2 separate regions of the Homo sapiens genome follow, and region 2 is linked to region 1. The links are chromatin contacts, found by Hi-C in ENCODE. All regions are on one chromosome and are shown on one strand. The core of a region is the stretch at or near the end of the contact, and the rest is flanking DNA. Distances in the headings are between cores, read along the strand shown.

What was found. Hi-C counts contacts between places; a loop is a spot of excess contacts on that map. Pooled maps may share reads with other maps.
Region 2: a loop to region 1 is called in a map with no recorded cell type, with 4 times the contacts of the local background. The contact joins the enhancer-like site here to the promoter of TMEM212 in region 1. A Hi-C loop is called at or near these places in 2 of 168 maps with a recorded cell type or tissue (K562 and PC-9), 8 of 37 single-sample maps with no recorded cell type and 10 of 50 pooled maps.

The regions. Positions count from the first base shown.
Region 1 is chr3:171,841,404-171,847,210 of GRCh38, forward strand. It overlaps TMEM212 (transmembrane protein 212), which reads left to right and starts at 1,946. Exons shown (of 5, transcript NM_001164436.2): 1 at 1,946-2,139. The coding sequence starts at 1,981.
Region 2 is chr3:172,656,031-172,661,806 of GRCh38, forward strand. All of the region lies in intron 1 of NCEH1 (neutral cholesterol ester hydrolase 1), which reads right to left. Among named protein-coding and RNA genes, the nearest start is that of NCEH1, 52 kb to the right of the region's middle. Within about 2 kb of position 3,306, at least 3 of the 41 ENCODE cell types and tissues checked have a DNase peak (open chromatin) inside an H3K27ac peak, as active enhancers do; they include PC-9, where a contact is called at or near this core.

The sequences.
Region 1 (5,807 bases), core at 696-3,195:
TCAAAACAGCTCAAACCAAATACTAATACAAACAAGTCTTTCTTCACTCTCGACCCCTTCCCCCCCCATATCAGTGGAACAAACTAGCATCAACACTCATTGACGGTGGTGGATTCACATGGCTCTATACTTGTGCAGCTTCAGGGGGACAGGAGAGCCCAAATACAAAGGGGAAAGTTTAATGTATTAATCAACTAATTCAACAAATACTTATTACTATATGTATCTGCTCTGATGCAGACAAGGTTGTAGACGCTGGGAATATCTCATACATTTAAGGGATGTATAAGACTTGCAAGGTCTCTGCCCTTGTGAAATTTATCTAGTGGTGTTAGAAAAAAAAAATCAGAGAATATAGCCCACAGTGTTGAGAGGAGATAAGAAATAGCAGCTGTACCAGAAAGCATGAGTTGGTTTCCTGGATTCTGTATATCCAGGAATGCAACTGCTTCAAAATCTGGGTCAAACTGTGGAATGGCTATTAAAGACAGAAAGGCAGAAAGAAAAAAAGCAGAGAATCAGAGAGAAGCTTCTCTTTCCACCACATATGGGAGGGTCCTTTGGGAGTTTTTACCAAATTGTTCAGGAAGAGTTAAACATGATGTTTTTAAGGTGATGAATTTAAAAAAAAACCACAATAAGTGCACCTTTGTCCCACGATGGAAGGACCCCAAAGGTGGAACATCCCAATTTAACAAGAGTAACTTTCTGAACATCTTCGTTATGCTAAACTCTGGGCTAGGCATTTATGGTTTTAGCTCATTTAATCCTCTCAACCAAATCCATTAAAGATAAACACTAACTTTTATTCCCATTTCGCATACGAATAAATAGACCTAGAGAAGTTAAGTAACTTGCCCTTACTCAAGGACACAAACCTGGTAGAGAGTGGAACCAGAATCGGATCACAGCTCCATCTGACTCAAAATCGATGTCCTAAACCACTTCATTTGCATTCATAAAATTATTTTTCATCCTTTTATTTCAGTAAAAAGGAATAATGTATTAATGTTAAATAGGAAAATTATTCAGATGGCTTCAGAAACTGACCTGTGTTTTTAAGATATTTTTTTGAACAGACATCCACATATATCCAATCAGTCAAAATCAAATAACACCATTTTCTCAAATGCATGAAAAAGTAAGAGATGACTTGTAACTGCCTAAATGTACCTAAGTTCAATATCTCAAATTAGAATTATGATTCAAGAATGAATGGGGATCAGCATTTTATTCAACTGATGAATTGCTCCTCAAAGTTTATTTTATTTTATAACTGCATACATTTCCATCATCACACTTTAATTGAAAATTAAATTAATAGTAAAATAAGGTGAAACTGGTTTAGTGAAAACAATGCAAAACTCCATAATAAAGTTCATGCCCATTTGGGAATGAATCCATATCAAAAATCTTTATCAAAAATAATTGTAGTGGAATTAAACTTTGAAAGGAGGTGAAGGTCTTGCTTTGGGTTGAAATCATTTAAATTAAATATAATGAAAAGTGACCAGGGTGCTTATTTTTACTTTGTTTTGTGGGAAATTGTGCTGGGAATGTGGATCTATTGTACACAAAGGATGTTGGCTTTATGCTGGAACCACTAGGCAGGTTGAGTTGAGAAACAATTAGCTCAGTCAGCAAGCCTTTGAATCTGATTAAGCCAGGAAGTGGTCACTCCCCAGGACAGGGCAGAATGAAGGGAATCAAGGCAGCAATCCAAAGCAAGGGATAATTTTTTTCTCTCTTTCTCTTAAATAAATTGTTATTAGAATTTATTGTGTCAAATTTATGCCAAGGACTATTTGAGTACATTTCATCTTTGGTAAAACAAATAGAATCTTGTTTCCAAGTAGATCAACAGTTCGTATGTGTCGTGGCTACTGTCTCTAAGAAACTTCTATTTACTGAGGCCTGTCATACGCTCATGTTTTGGTAACAAAACATCTTTGAGACCAAGGCCTCAAGCCACCAAGGAAAATGAAGGGCCTCTACCAGGCTGCTGGCCGGATTCTTGTTACTCTGGGGATCCTCAGTGTATGCTCTGGAGTTATTGCTTTCTTTCCTGTCTTTTCTTACAAGCCTTGGTTCACAGGATGGAGTGTTCGAATTGCTTGTCCTATCTGGAATGGAGCTTTGGTATGAAAATAGTTTATTAAATATATTGAGAAAATAAAAGAAGGTGGGAGGGAAAGGGAAAACAGAAGAACATATCCTTTTAAATTGTTCTAACAATACAAAGAAGTCAAAATTCCACAAAAAATCAGAATCCGCCTTGGAACATTGATTTCTATTAATTGCATTTTAAGTATAAAAATGATCTTAATATTGTTTTATCATGTATACATGTATATTATGTATTTTTAATGACATGCTGCTCAAGAAATTCTTAAAAAGTTATTTTATTTTAATCCACTTAACTTGATATGCTAAGAAATTAGAATCTTTTGAAATGTGAATTTTGAATTTAGAAAAAAACATAAACCTTGAAAAGTAATTTTAAAATACAGAACAAAGTAAAATAATTTTCAAACTAATGCTTTCATTGCAAACACTAAGATGTACATGGCCCCAAAATTTACAAACCCCAAATATTTGTTTTTCCACCTTTCTCTTGCAAGCAACTGTTTGAACTGAAAATAACTCAATAATTTTCAATTATTTGAAAATAATTCAAATAATTCAATAATTCAAGATGGACTTCACAATTCACTAGGAAAGTACATGTGCCAAGTACAGCGTACGACACTAAGTAGTACTCCGTGTGCGCTCATTGAATCATTGCACAGATAAACGATTGGCCTGGTCCCTTAGCTCTCCAACCAAAAAAAAATGGGCACATCTAGTCTTGGGAGTAACTGGCTTCCATGCTGGTATGATTTAAGAGAAGTTACAGAGACCCACCTGTCCAACAAATCCTTCTCTCATTGATTCCTGTGACGCCTGACACTACTGGAGACTGGAGAATTCAATATTGAAGCTTTTTGATCTTAAGGAATCTTCTATTAAAATGTAGCCACTTGGCCGGGCATGGTGGCTCACGCTTGTAATCCCAGCACTTTGGGAAGCCAAGGGGAGCGGATCACGAGGTCAGGAGTTCGAGACCAGCCTGACCAACATGGCGAAACCCCGTCACTACTAAAAATACAAAAATTAGCTAGGCGTGGTGGCATGCACCTGTAATCCCAGCTACTCAGGAGACTGAGGCAGGAGAATCACATGAACCTGGGAGGCAGAGTTTGCAGTGAGCCGAGATCATACCACTGCACTCCAGCCTGGGTGACAGAGCAAGACTCCATCTCAAAACAAACAAACAAAATGTAGCCACTGTTGTGTGAGATAGTATCTTAAATCTTTAAAAAGTTAAAACTTTAACTGAGATACCACCTAAAAACTAGACCTCAGGAAATATAAATTTTAATCTACTTATTAGATAAATATTTATGAATAGCCCCCTATGTCGTTGAGTTACAATGAAGGATCCAACAAGGTCTTCATCTTAAAGGAACTTGGTCTAGTGGGGTTTGATGAATGTGTGCAGATAGACGGAAGCCAGTGGGATTATGGGAGAGTCGATGGAATGAGGAAACCACAGGGTTATCTTTCTCTTTCTCAGTTTTTTTTTCTTTTTCAATACATTCTTTTGCATCTATCACCCCAATCTTGATCTTCCCTTCTTTTCTCCAACACCTACCTGAAACCACAATTCATTCAAAGAAATATTTGTTTAAGTTCTACTGGAATGCAGAGATGGCAGTTACACTTATTCAAGTGGCTTCCAAACTTTTTTTTGGTGACTCAGAGTCAGAAAAATATTTTAGGTGAGGACCCAGAATGTACATAAATACATCTACATTCTTCTCTCTAGATAAATAGATATCTACATCTATTATGTATATACATGTATAGTAGATGTTTATATATCTATAAAACAAAAGTTGCTCAAAATAGTACTTACCCTCTATGTGAAACATATTCTGATATTTTCTATTTCATTTAATTTTTTTAAAAATTCTGATTTCACAAAGTTTAACAATATCATGATTAGAGTTCAACCCTACATTCTTTTGTTACAGCTGTTTGCCTATCCTTTCAGACTGCAACATAATACATTAAACAAATATTGGTGATTTTGATTAAGATTACAGATGATTGAATGTATTGTTCTAGGCCAAACATCTATTTTTACCAGTTAGGCCCGGAGAAATGATATGATGTGTCTCCAGCACATAGTTAATTGGTAACTGTTTGATTTCAGAGGTGGCAGCATCAGGAAATGGAGTCAGAGATAAAGGATTTAGAGAAGTGGACCTGTTTTCAAGTCCTGACTTTGATGTTCTTGGTAGGAGGTCAAAAGCAGGACCCTCAGCCAGCCAGTTCCTCATTCCCTTTATCTGTAAAATGGGGAATTTTACAGATAAAAAGAGCCCACGTGTAAAACTGTCCAACCCTAAGATGCACAGTGAGAAGGAACACAATTTAAACAAAGATTGTATAATAAAGAGCTTTGCCAATTTTAAAGCCCTCTTCAAATGCTAGTTAATACTATGCCTTTCATTTGTGCCCTACTCTCTGTTCAAGCCCTTTGTTCTTAATCCTGTGTCACCCACCTCACTTTCCTATCCTACTCCCTCGTAACCTGCTGAGTTCTCCATCCTGTTACTTCCTGGACTTCATCTCCTACCACTCTTCCCTTAGGTCACTTCTCTCCCATCACATTGGCTCCTTGCAGTTTTCAAACATGCCATGATGTGTTTCTGCCTCAGGGCCTTTGCACTACCTGCCCTCTGCCTAAAGCCTCTTCCTGAACTTGGCTCACTCCCTAGTCTCCTTCAATTCTTGATTAATTCTTTATCAAACAACACTTTTTTATGGAGGTTTGCTCCCATTACACTATTTAAAATTGTAATCCCCTGACCCCAACTGGTGTTCCCAATCTCTGATACCCTGCTCTATTTTTTCCTCATAACACTTATTAGCATATAAGACACTATATAATTTTTCAATTTATTGTTTGTATATTCCCCTCTCCTCTAACAAATGTATATTGTAGAAGGGCAGGGATTGTTTTTTCTATTATGTTTACTGCTGTATCTGAAGAACTTGGAACAAAGGGAATTACAAACTCTGTGTTCAATAAATATTGTTCAATAAGTATTGTTGAATGAGTGAATGAATCTCATACCCTCCGTTCTGTTGGTACAGAATTTCTTATACAGTTGAATACCAATTAGGTTGCAAAGACTAAAGGTCAGGGTGGTATTTATATTATACTAGTGCAGGAAAAAATCCTCATGAGAAGGAAAGTAATACAAATGCTCAGTCTTTCAATAATGTCTAAATTTGGACGAACGTTATGTTTTTTTACTAGTGAGTTTCCTACTGAACCACAGTTCTGTCTGATCAGGGTGAACTTCAAACAGTCTCTGACTCATTCCACAACCTCCCTTACCAATCACTTCTTAACTTGCCTCCAAAGTATGTCTTCCTCCAGTGACAAGATTTGTACATTTCAACCATATTAACATTTCCTTTTACAGATGACTCCATATTTCCTTGGGGACTTGTAAGAAAGAGATTTTTGTATATGATACAGTACTTTGAATTTGTTCAAAGTCTTTCATTCAAGACTCTCTAAGTACTTCATATAGATTGGTCCTCAGACTCCCTAGTTCCATTTTGACATTTATATGACAAGCAATTTTCCTAGAATTTTGGAGCTAGGTTATTTAAAAGCATCAGCTGCTAGCAAGTATTCAGTGAGGAGATCATAATACCATAAGGAATGAGTTCTATTAATTCTAGAA
Region 2 (5,776 bases), core at 2,056-4,555, 820 kb after region 1:
GCAGAGAGGCCAAGTAGATCATTGGTGTTGGCTATGGGTTCACTGGTGAACCTATTAAGGACAGTTTCATCCAAGATATGGGGCTGAAAATCATATTGTAATGGGTTGCAAAGTGAGCAGGAGTTGAAGAAAGAGAGAGAGTAAATGCAGGCAGATTACGTTCACTGTTTGTAGACATAAGGAAGGCACTAGAACAGTTGGGAGAGACTTGAACGTGCTTCTTGGGAAAGAGCTTGTCAAGAGAGAGACAAAGTTACAGAAGTAAAAGGAATTGAGTGAATTGAGATCCTAGAGGAAGGAGGACATAGGATCTGGAAAGCAGATGGAAGGGAGAATTCATAACAGGTAATTTATAGACGGCAAGGAGGCAAAGTGAGAAGATATATCTCTAAATAGAATTTGATTTCTGTGGATGTCAGTTCTGTCTTTGTCCTAAAGAAGATAGTGACTTTTTGGCTGGGCGCAGTGGCTCAGGCCTGTAATCCCAGCACTTTGGGAGGCCGAGGCAGGTGCATCATGAGGTCAGGAGATCAAGATCATCCTGGCCAACATGGTGAAACCCTGTCTGTACTAAAAAATACAAAAATTAGCCTGGCGTGGTGATGCGCGCCTGTAATCCCAGCTACTCGGGAGGCTGACGCAGGAGAATTGCTTGACACCGGGAGGCAGAGACTTGCAGTGAGCCAATATTGCACCACTGCACTCCAGCCTGGCAACAGAGTGAGACTCCGGCCAAAAAAAAAGACAGTGACTTTTCAAAGACTGCCCTCTTTGAAGGTAACCCATTGCAATCTGGCTTCAGCCCCATATGTCTGATGAAACTATCCATTAGGCTCACCAATGAACCCCTGACCCCAATGCCAATGCCGATGCCAATGACCCACTTGGCCTCACTGCAGACATTTGACAACTTGTGCTTTCTTGAAACTTTCTTCCCTCTTCTCCAGTTTCTTGTTTTTCTTGCCACACTAACAGTTCATCCCCCACTCCCCCCATTTTTATTTTCTTTTTGTCTTTTATTGATTGGTTCTTACACTCCTGACCACTGGCCCTTTAAATGATGATGTTCTCAAAAGTTCCATTTTTTATTTCATTCGACTTCACAATTCCTTCTTTCCTTGAGCAAGCCAATGTACTATCATGGCAAATAGGAAGTATTTACCAGCAGCCTACTAAATTCAAAGCCTATGACCTGTATTCATATACTGATTTCTAGTCCTTGATCTATCTTTCTCAAGCTTCCATACATATTTCCAAACATCTCCAGGATCTAGCCTACAAGCTCCTCAAAATTAATATGGCCTACTCTCCCTTCTCCACCCCTAGAGCAATTAACGACACAAATTCTCAATTATCTAACCATAAGTCTAACTTCTAAGCTAGAAACCTTACTATTGTCCTCAGCTTCTTCTCTCACATGATTTCCAATCACCTCATCAAACCCTATTAACTCCACCTGCCAACGTTTTCTGACCAAGTTCTACCCCAGCTCCACCCCCGCTCTCGTTGCTGCCTTGGCTAAGATGCTCATTATTTTCTGCACTTGCCTGCTAACTTGAATTCTAGATAACAGTCTTTCTCTATAACTTGCTGCATACTGCTGTCAGAGTTTCTACCCTGAAAGGCTGATCACATTACCTGCCTGCTTAAAAACTTCTGCTGACTTCCTGTTTCTTACAGGAAAAAAAGAAAAATCTAAAGTTGGCATTCCAGTCTGGTCCCACTCTACATTGGAACCTCATTTCTCACCACCCTACCCCTTGCAGTCAAGCATAACTTGCCTAACATTTTTCATTTTTTTAACCTGCCATTCTCTTTGGCAATGCCCTTCACTGGTATGCTGAAACCAGCTCTTGCTGGGTCTCACAAACCAAATGATAAATCTACAGGAATTTTGCAAGTCAGTTTGTCAGAGGTATGTGACCCAGAGCATCTCTGTCTTGAATAGGGGCTGGGTAAAATGAGGCTGAGACCTACTGGGCTGCATTCTCAGATGGTTAAGGCATTCTAAGTCACAGGATGAGACAGGAGGTCAGCACAAAACACAGGTCATAGAGACCTTGCTGATAAAACAGGTTGCAGTAAAGTAGCCGGATAAAACCCATCAAAACCAAGATGGCAATGAGAGTGACCTCTGGTGGTCCTCACTGCTACACTCCCACCAGCACCATGACAGTTTACAAATGCCACCGCAACATCAGGAAGTTACCCTGTATAATCTAAAAGGGGAGGCATGAATAATCTACCCTTGTTTAGCGCATAAGAAATAACCATAAAAATGGGCACCTGCTCAGGTTCCAGACCTTTGGTGGATCGCCATCTGGCTAGGGATTTTTCCTGTACCTGTCCTTCTTCCCTTATTTCTTTTACTCAGAATTATTTTTGTAGAGGAAACCTTTTGTCCCACATGAGGGCATGCATGGACCTAAAGGGTTCTATGTGGAGCACAGTGGCACCCTCTACACATAGCAAAGTATTGGACGGAATTATTAAGCCAACCTGTAAAGCACAAAATAAGTAGGCAATAGTAGGGTTCTCTCATTAGATTGCACAATTATAAAATTTCCAATTGTTTCCTCAAATATCCAGGAATTTCATGACAAGCTACAAAGCAAACCTAAGGAGAACCTTACTGCCACTACATAACAAAATCTAGCTCAGAGAAATAAAAGAGCTCACAGACGGATTTAACACTCTAACCCTGTCACCCTAAAACATTTGGTTTTTTTCCTCCCAGAAAACCTCTAGGGCTGCAGTTCAGTCTCAGGAAGGGCAAAAAGGATAAGGTTGTCTCTTTCCAATTCCAAAACTTTTTTTTTTTTTTTTTTTTTTTTTTTTTACTATCAACACAGAAAACAAGTAGTTTCCATATTGCCAAAATACTGGCTTAGCTCCAAAATCCTCCTATAGTCTACAGGATATGTCAAGGGCAGTAGCTCACGTGTGCTGACGTTTGCTCTCTGCTAGTCACTGTTCTCATTGTCAAGGAATCTCAGACCACGGGGGGTCAGTGAATCACCCAAGGTCACTCAGGCAGTAAATGGTGAACTGGATTTGAACCCAAGCATTCTGGCTCCAAAACCCTCAACCATCACCCTCTATTGCCATTCATGAGTGTAGGAGTTTGGTCAGGGTGGTGGGAAAAATTATAGAAGTTATAGAGAAAGACAAAAACCTTCTTGGAAGGCTGGGAGGTTTTGCAAAAGCTTTGAAAGATAATTTGGCTGAAGGCAGCCAAATTCTTTTATCGGGAGGCTGAGAGCAAAAGGCAGATTAACAAGCAAGTATAAAGGAATTGATCTGGTTAAGTTAGTTTACTTGGGCCTCAGAACCTGGCCTTTAATCATCTGTGCACAGGACTGCTCTCTCCAGGGGGACAACCATGTTAATTACTCACAAGATGTGTTGACTCAAAGTCATTAAATCTGTACTAAATAAATGCCTGTAGCACCAGCTTGTCAGGGCTGTGGCTGCTGACTCTTTATAGCACCCTCCTTGGTGTCTGTGAGTGGCCCGGTCCCCTAGCTGTGCAGCCAGGCAAAAAACCTGTGTCTGCACACATTTTTTCATCCGTTGCTCAGCCAGGGTCTGTGGGCCAGACCTGGCACATAAGTACATTTATTCTCAAACCTACATCATAAAACTAGAAGATTTTACATCTTAAATTAACATATAGCTTCACATATTTACCCAAAGGGAAACTAAGGCCCAGAAAGGATTTGTAACTCTCCTGGGCTCAGTGACTATGGCAGCATAGCTCTATGCTTGACCACTCTGGATCAAACAGCCACCCCCATCTTTCCCCTTTCCTTCAGCTCTTCCTCAACAGCACATCACTCTCTTGAGCCTTCCCTGGTAATAATACAGGAGTTATTAAAAAATAATTTTTAGGCAGATAGAGAGGAGTTCTTGGTAAGGCTTTTTCTTTTAATAAAAGCAACCCCTGAAGCATTTCTTTTTTTTTTTTTATACTTTAAGTTCTAGGGTACATGTGCACAACGTGCAAGTTTGTTACATATGTATACATGTGCCATGTTGGTGTGCTGCACCCATTAACTCGACATTTACATTAGGTGTTTCTCCTAATGCTATCCCTCCCCCCTCCCCACGACAGGCCCCAGTGTGTGATGCTCCCCACCCTGTGTCCAAGTGTGCTCATTGTTCAATTCCCATCTATGAGTGAGAACATGCAGTGTTTGGTTTTCTGTCCTTGCAACAGTTTGCTCAGAATGATGGTTTCCAGCTTCATCCATGTCCCTACAAAGGACATGAACTCATCATTTTTTATGGCTGCATAGTATTCCATGGTGTATATGCGCCACATTTTCTTAATCCAGTCTATCATTGATGGACATTTGGGTTGGTTCCAAGTCTTTGCTATTGTGAATAGTGCCACAATAAACATACATGTGCATGTGTCTTTATAGTAGCATGATTTATAATCCTTTGGGTATATACGCAGTAATGGGATTGCTGGGTCAAATGGTATTTCTAGTTCTAGATCCTTGAGGAATTGCCACACTGTCTTCCACAATGGTTGAACTAGTTTACACTTCCACCCACAGTGTAAAAGCATTCTTATTTCTCCACATCCTCTCCAGCACCTGTTGTTTCCTGACTTTGTGATGATTGCCATTCTAACTGGTGTGAGATGGTATCTCATTGTGGTTTTGATTTGCATTTCTCTGATGGCCAGTGATGATGAGCATTTTTTCCTGTGTCTGTTGGCTGCATAAATGTCTTACTGTGAGAAGTGTCTGTTGATATCCTTCACCCACTTTTTGATGGGATTGATTTTTTCTTGTAAATTTGTTTAAGTTCTTTGTAGATTCTGGATATTAGCCCTTTGTCAGATGGGAAGATTGTAAAAATTTTCTCCCATTCTGTAGGCTGCCTGTTCACTTTGATGGTAGTTTCTTTTGCTGTGCAGAAGCTCTTTAGTTTAATTAGATCCCATTTGTCTATTTTGGCTTTTGCTGCTATTGCTTTTGGTGTTTTAGTCATGAAGCCCTTGCCCATGCCTATGTCCCTGAATGGTATTGCCTAGGTTTTCTTCTAGGGTTTTTATGGTTTTAGGTCTCACATTTATGTCTTTAATACATCTTGAATTAATTTTTGTATAACATGTAAGGAAGGGATCCAGTTTCAGCTTTCTACATATGGCTAGCCAGTTTTCCCAGCACCATTTATTAAATAGGGAATCCTTTCCCCATTTCTTGTTTTTGTCAGGTTTGTCAAAGATCAGATAGTTGTAGATGTGTGGTATTATTTCTGAAGGCTCTGTTCTGTTCCATTGGTCTATATCTCCCTTTTGGTACCAGTACCATGCTGTTTTGGTTACTGTAGCCTTATAGTATAGTTTGAAGTCAGGTAGCATGATGCCTCCAGCTTTGTTCTTTTGGCTTAGGATTGTCTTGGCAATGCAGGCTCTTTTTTGGCTCCATATGAACTTTAAAGTATTTTTTTCCAATTCTGTGAAGAGTCATTGGTAGCTTGATGGGGATGGCATGGAATTTATAAATTTCCTTGGGCAGTATGGCCATTTTCACAATATTGATTCTTCCTATCCATGAGCATGGAATGTTCTTCCATTTGTTTGTGTCCTCTTTTATTTCATTGAGCAGTGGTTTGTAGTTCTCCTTGAAGAGGTCCTTCACATCCCTTGTAAGTTGGATTCCTAGGTATTTTATTCTCTTTGAAGCAACTGTGAATGGGAGTTCACTCATGATTTGCCTCTCTGTTTGTCTCTTATTGGTGTATAGGAATGCTTGTGATT